Linked DNA regions of Homo sapiens: region 2 is linked to region 1. Evidence: chromatin loops called from intact Hi-C (ENCODE). Cell type or tissue: HCT116. All regions are shown on one strand. Links, peaks and the distances in the headings refer to the core of each region. The heading gives the core; the rest is flanking DNA.

Region 1 (2,927 bases), core at 265-2,764:
AGGACATCTTTATGAACCCAGTGGCTTCGGGAATCCTGTTGGGGTTTGCAGTGACTCCATACGGGCCTCTCCTCCCAAGAGCCACCATCCACGGTAATGTAGCTTCATGCTAGTCTACGTTCTGATTCCATTCAAAATTCTCTGGGTTACTGGGTACCTACTATGGGCAAGAACTGTGCTAGGCGGCATAAGATATACAGAACTGAATGGTGGCAAACACTCGTTGTCTCCTCCATAGGCAATCTCAAATTACTTAATTTCTCTGTGCCTCAGTTTCCGAATCTGCAAAATAGGGATAGTAACACTAATTATCTCAAATGGCTGGTTTGAAGATTAAATGACAATGGCATACGCTCTCTAAATGTTGGCCCTATTCTCATAATGAATTCCCTAGTCAGTAGGAAGGCACTGAAGGTTTACAAACAGGAAACAGTGTAATTCTAGCTCCAGACCTTTTTTCCCATCCCGTAGTTAAAACTAGTTAAACTTTTCCTACCTAGGTCCTATTATCTCAAGTCTTCACTAAATCACTGGTTACTGAACTCAAGAGAAATCATTTGTGCTGCCATACTTACCTTGTCCCTCTCAGTGAAATTTCTGAATTTTAAGGGAGCCTTGAATGCCTAAAGCTCCAAAGTAGACTGATGGCCATTTCAGACATGTGACGGGTGGACAGTAAGTTTTTCTTACACCCCTCAAATTAAATAGTGGAGGAGCCTGCTGCTGTACAGAATCAACTAAGCTTTTCAATATTGTCTCTAGAAACTAAAAGTCAATCTCTTTCATTCAATTCCCTGAATCCTACGACTAATAAAAGCAAAATTTGTGTCCCTGAATCTGAACAGTTAACCAAACACAAAAACTGAGAATTTCTTAATAGAGGAATCAAGAGGCAAAGATTCATGACATTCTCAGATTCTACCTGATTTACACTAAGTCCCAACCTCATGCCACCATGGCAGCTCTTAAGGGATAGCTCAAGTCTTTTCAGCTTTAAGGAGGAAACAAGGTCCAAATGTGAGAAATAGGGAGTAGAATGAAGACTTGGCTCCAGAAAAAAGAAAAAAAACTGAACATCTTCTAAGTCTCAGAAGCAAAAATAAATAAATGTGCCCTGGATACCTGACCCAGTGTAACAAGAACACTGAAAATCTATATTCACAATACCCAAGCTTCTAGGCCTTAAAGGGGAACACAGGACAGAAAAATACTGAGCTTCAAAATTCACTGCCCTCTGCTGGTCAACAAGCAGAACTTCTGAAGCAACAGATCTCTCATCTTTATCACCTTCATTTTATTCCTTTCTAGTTATTTCAGAATACAGACAACACTGCATGTTAACTTCTGCCCCATTTCATCACTCCTAAATGTCTATGTTTCAATAGTACTTTACAGAAGAAAACACTGATGTGACACGGAATCACTGGCTTCAAGTTACAATTCTAGCTCTGTAATTATGAGAGCTATAGAGATAATATACTGCCTGTCATAGCTAATGATCACCCCCATCTTTATCTCCAACAGAACGCTCTCTCATTTTCCAGATGCCACTGTTCAATTTCTTAATGATTTCCAATTGAATGTATTATAAGTATCCCAAATTCTACATGTTTCAAACTATCATTCCTTCCCTTCCTCCTCTTCATTTCAAGGAATGCCTAAGCCAGAAAATTGGATGTCATCCTCAAATCTTTCTCTATAGTCCATCTGCCACTTATCTATTCTACCCCCTTAATAGTTTCTAAGCCATCTACTTTTACATTTTCACTTCCATTATCTTCTGCCTAGATTACTTCAACAGCCTTCTAAAAAACCTCCCTATTTCCAGTGTTAATATTGCTTACACTGCAGTGAGAAGGATCTTTCAAAAATAATCTGACAAAATTGTTTTCTTGCTTGAAATGCTCCAGTGGCTAAGATTTTCCTATAAGAACCAAGTCTAAACATCTAAGCATGACATATATGGCCATCCATGACCACACCAAAGTTTCTCTCCCTAGTCTCATCTCTCATTCCTTTCTTCTTGTCTCAAACTATTGATTATGAACAAAATATTTTTCCTTTTTGATACAGACAATTAATTGCACATAGCATTCTCTCTTCACTGAACTCCACTGATCCTATCCTTATTGCCACATCATCTAAGTTCTTTTGGATTCAGCTAGGATATCAAGTGTCCCCAGTGCCTACAAACACAAACTTACCCCAGGTCTAGCCTAGGTGCAACTCCTATGCACTTTAGTAGTACTTTTTATTTCCCTCTACCATCATACGTCTTCAGTGCAATGTAATTTTCTCTTTAACTTATCACTTACTAGAATAAAAAGATTTTGTACCTGTGAATACTTTACAGTGTTTGGCATTTAGGTGATATCATCTGTAGGAGAACCATGTGTTTGGAGTCACCCAATAACATCACTTATATGAATAAACAGTGAAAATAAACCACCCTATGAGCTTTGGACCTTCTAATTCAAGATCCTGCTGTCATTGTCAGCTTTAAGCCAAACCAATCTGGGGTGAAAGGTGGGGTATGTAAAGTCCTTTGATGGTTTATTCACAACTATTACCCAGCCCTCTAACATCTTACCTCACCTACTCATCCCCACCAAACTGCTACTAGATGGAATTTGTTCAAAAGACTATTTTCTGCCATTTTCTCCAAACATTAAGAAAGTGCTTCAGCCCACCAAGGAATTCGACACACAAGAACAGCAAAAAGCCAAATAAACAGTGAATTCTGAAAGGCAGTAAATTGATTATTTCCTATGGCCAAGCTGACAACCTCATGTCAAGACTTTCCTACTTACACTATGGTTATTTTCTTTAAACTTTTACTAAGACACTTGCAAAGACCTCTGAAAACTCACATAAACTATGTCCAGAGATCGGTTTTACCTATTATTTTCTTAAAATTTATTCAAAGG
Region 2 (2,927 bases), core at 146-2,645, 390 kb before region 1:
ATACTTAAAAAGTTCTACTGAAATCTTAAATGCCACCACAGCCAATTTTGTTGTTATTATTTGCTTATTTGTTTGTTTATGAGACTTGTACAAATAAAGACCCACACACAGACAGGAAACCATAAAACAGCAACTACACTGTTTGGAAACTCAGAAAGACCTGTCTCCATGTATACCATGATAACATCTGCTTCTAATTGAAATGATTTATCAAAGTGACCATCAGCAGGAATGGGTCGGCAAGCACATAAATCTAGCACAAACACTTTAGGCTCTGAGCTTGGAAGCGTAAAGTCTGGTCTTGTTTCTGACATTAACAAGACAGCAGCTAGCTGGCTGAGCCTATGGAAATCAATTACTATCTCAATAACCCAGTCTCCTCATCTGCACAATGGAATTAATATTAGATACTGATTGCCAATTTATATCTCTCATCACAGGGATGCTTCTCTTTCATTCATTTATTCTTCCAATAACTACAGGTGGAGGGCCTTCCATGTGATGGGCATTAATCCACCAGGTCCTCTGTACCCAACCTTATTCTTTGTCCCCACAGACAGGCTGCATGAGCATTCCTGGACCCCCATTAGCCTTTGCAAAAGGCACCTCGATGCTCTCACTGCCTGTGCCTTAGTCTACTAAGGTGAAAATGAAAGATGAAGGAGGAGCACAGGTAAAAAAAAGCACCATAGGTGTCTGATGCTTGCCAGGTGATATGGTTTCGCTGTGTCCCACCAAAAATCTCATCTTAATTATAATCTCCATAATCCCCACGTGTCAAGGGAGAAACCAAGTGGCAGTAATTGAATCATAGGGGTGATTTCCTCCATGCTGTTCTATGATGGTGAATGAGTCTTCAAGAGATTTGATGGTTTTTATAAGTGTTTGGTAGTTCCTCCTGTGTTCAGTCTTCTTCCTGGCGCCTTATGAAGGTGCCTTGCTTCCCCTTCCACCATGATTGTAAGTTTCCTGAGGCCTCACCAGCTATGCAAAACTGGGAGTCAATTAAACCTCTTTCCTTTATAAATTTACCCAGTCCCAGGCAGTTCTTTATAGCAGTGTAAAAATGGACTAACATACTAGGTATATTACAACGTGACAGGTGACAGTATAAGTTATGTAGAACACAGTTGGCTTCTAAAATCAAATCACCTTATAAGCTGAGAGCCACATTGCCATGTGGGGTGGTGGTATCTGGAAATGATTAAAGACTTTGTTTTGTTTTGCATCTGTTTGTTTTATTCTCTAGTCTTTGTTGGGCTGTGCCACCAGGACCTTCTGAAGGTCAAAAACAAATACACAGTAAACAAAAAGATGACCCCAGATGCTACAGCAGGGTCAAAAGAAGGATAACTTTGCTTCATTTCAACAATGTTAGAAACACTTCTCTGGTCTCACCAGCAGGAGGAGAGGAGGCTCACTCTTCTTGGGAGGTTTCCCTGCACAGGAAGGCATTTCTGCCCTGAGCAGTGATATATCTGCAAACGCTGGTGCCCAGAACTTAATACCTCAAAAGAACCTGGTCTTCAGATTTAAAAACAAAATAAAATAAATCAGTTCTGGGATCACTGAATTCTTTATGACAGCACTGGGTCTGCCATATGTGCACCGAGTCACAGAATCAGCCCACCAGGGCCCTTTCCTTTTAAACAACAAGAAAGTTGATACCCGTTCAAATGGCAGCACATAGCCTGGCATGGGGTGGAGGAAGCTGTGTCCGAGACGTGTATCAGTGTAGCTTGCTTACATTTTGTCTCTTTTTTTACGTTTTTCTTTTTTGGGTAAATCTAACTCAAGCAAGCAATTCCCAAGCTTTAGTTTTAAGCAGTAAGGACTCTTCTCAAATATTTCCCTCAATAAAGAAGACTGGAACAGAAGCACAGCCACAATACTCACACAGGCTGTAGACACCAGTTCCCATAAGCAGGAAATAATTCACGTAGTGGTGACACATGCGGAAAAACAGAAAACAAAGTTGTATCACTACAGGATGGTAGCCAGCGTTAATCCTTCTATGAAAGGGAGTAACCTGAGAGTTACACAAGAAAGCCCATAATCATAGTCTACACTACTTGTGATGCTTAATTTTAGGTGTCAACTTGCCTGGACTAGGGAATACCTAGAGAAATAGTAAAGCATTCCTTCTTTCTATGAGGGTGTTTTCAGAAGAGATTGAAATGTGAGTCAGTCAACTGAGTGTTGGGACTCTAGGACTTACACCAATGACCCCTACCTCCCCCGAACCCCTGCCCCTGGCCTAGGTTCTCTGAGGCTTGCAGACGAGGATGGAGCCACGCTAGCAGCATCTCTGGATCTCCAACTTGCAGAAGGCCTGTCATGGGACTTCTCAGCCTCCATACCCATGTAATCCAATTCCCCTAATAAAACCCTTCTCATCTATCTATCCAAATCTATATCCACGTATCTATCTATATCCTATTGGTTCTGTCTCTCTGGAGAAACCTAATACACTGCCATATTTTAAAAAAAATGTATAGCCATGTTTTGCAGCAGCATTATTCATAATAGCCAAAAGGTGGAAGAAACCCAAGAGTCATCATTGGATGAATTCATACACAAAATGTGGTCTATACATACAACTGAATATTACTCAGGCTTAAAAAAGAAGGAAATTCTGACACCTGGTATAGCATAGATGAACCTCAAGGACGTTATGCTAAGTAAAATAAGCCAGTCCTAACATTACAAATACTGTATGATTCCACTTATATGAGGTACCTAAAGTCAAACATAGAGATAGAAAGTAGAATGATGTTGCCAGGGGCTAAGGTGGGGGGAGGGGGGAGTTGGTGTTTAATGGGTACAGAGTTTCACCTGGGAAATATGAAAAGTTCTGGAGATGGATGATGCTGATGTTTGCACAATAAGGTACTTAATGGCAGAGAACTGTACACTTAAAAATGGTT

The links. Peaks named below come from ENCODE experiments on the same cell type or tissue, not always from the same donor. Only the 100,000 strongest peaks of a DNase experiment are listed, where the experiment ranks them.
Region 2: a loop joins it to region 1, with 2.4 times the contacts of the local background. A loop is called at or near these places in 6 of 110 quality-filtered maps.

Annotation. Positions count from the first base shown.
Region 1 is chr18:26,382,189-26,385,115 of GRCh38, reverse strand. All of the region lies in intron 14 of TAF4B (TATA-box binding protein associated factor 4b), which reads right to left. Among named protein-coding and RNA genes, the nearest start is that of LINC01543, 39 kb to the left of the region's middle. In HCT116, for the core only: a CTCF peak has its summit at 1,253 (motif pointing left); a DNase peak (open chromatin) is centred at 1,215.
Region 2 is chr18:26,770,203-26,773,129 of GRCh38, reverse strand. No RefSeq gene overlaps it. Among named protein-coding and RNA genes, the nearest start is that of PCAT18, 68 kb to the right of the region's middle. In HCT116, for the core only: a CTCF peak has its summit at 1,381; no DNase peak of the experiment used is centred there.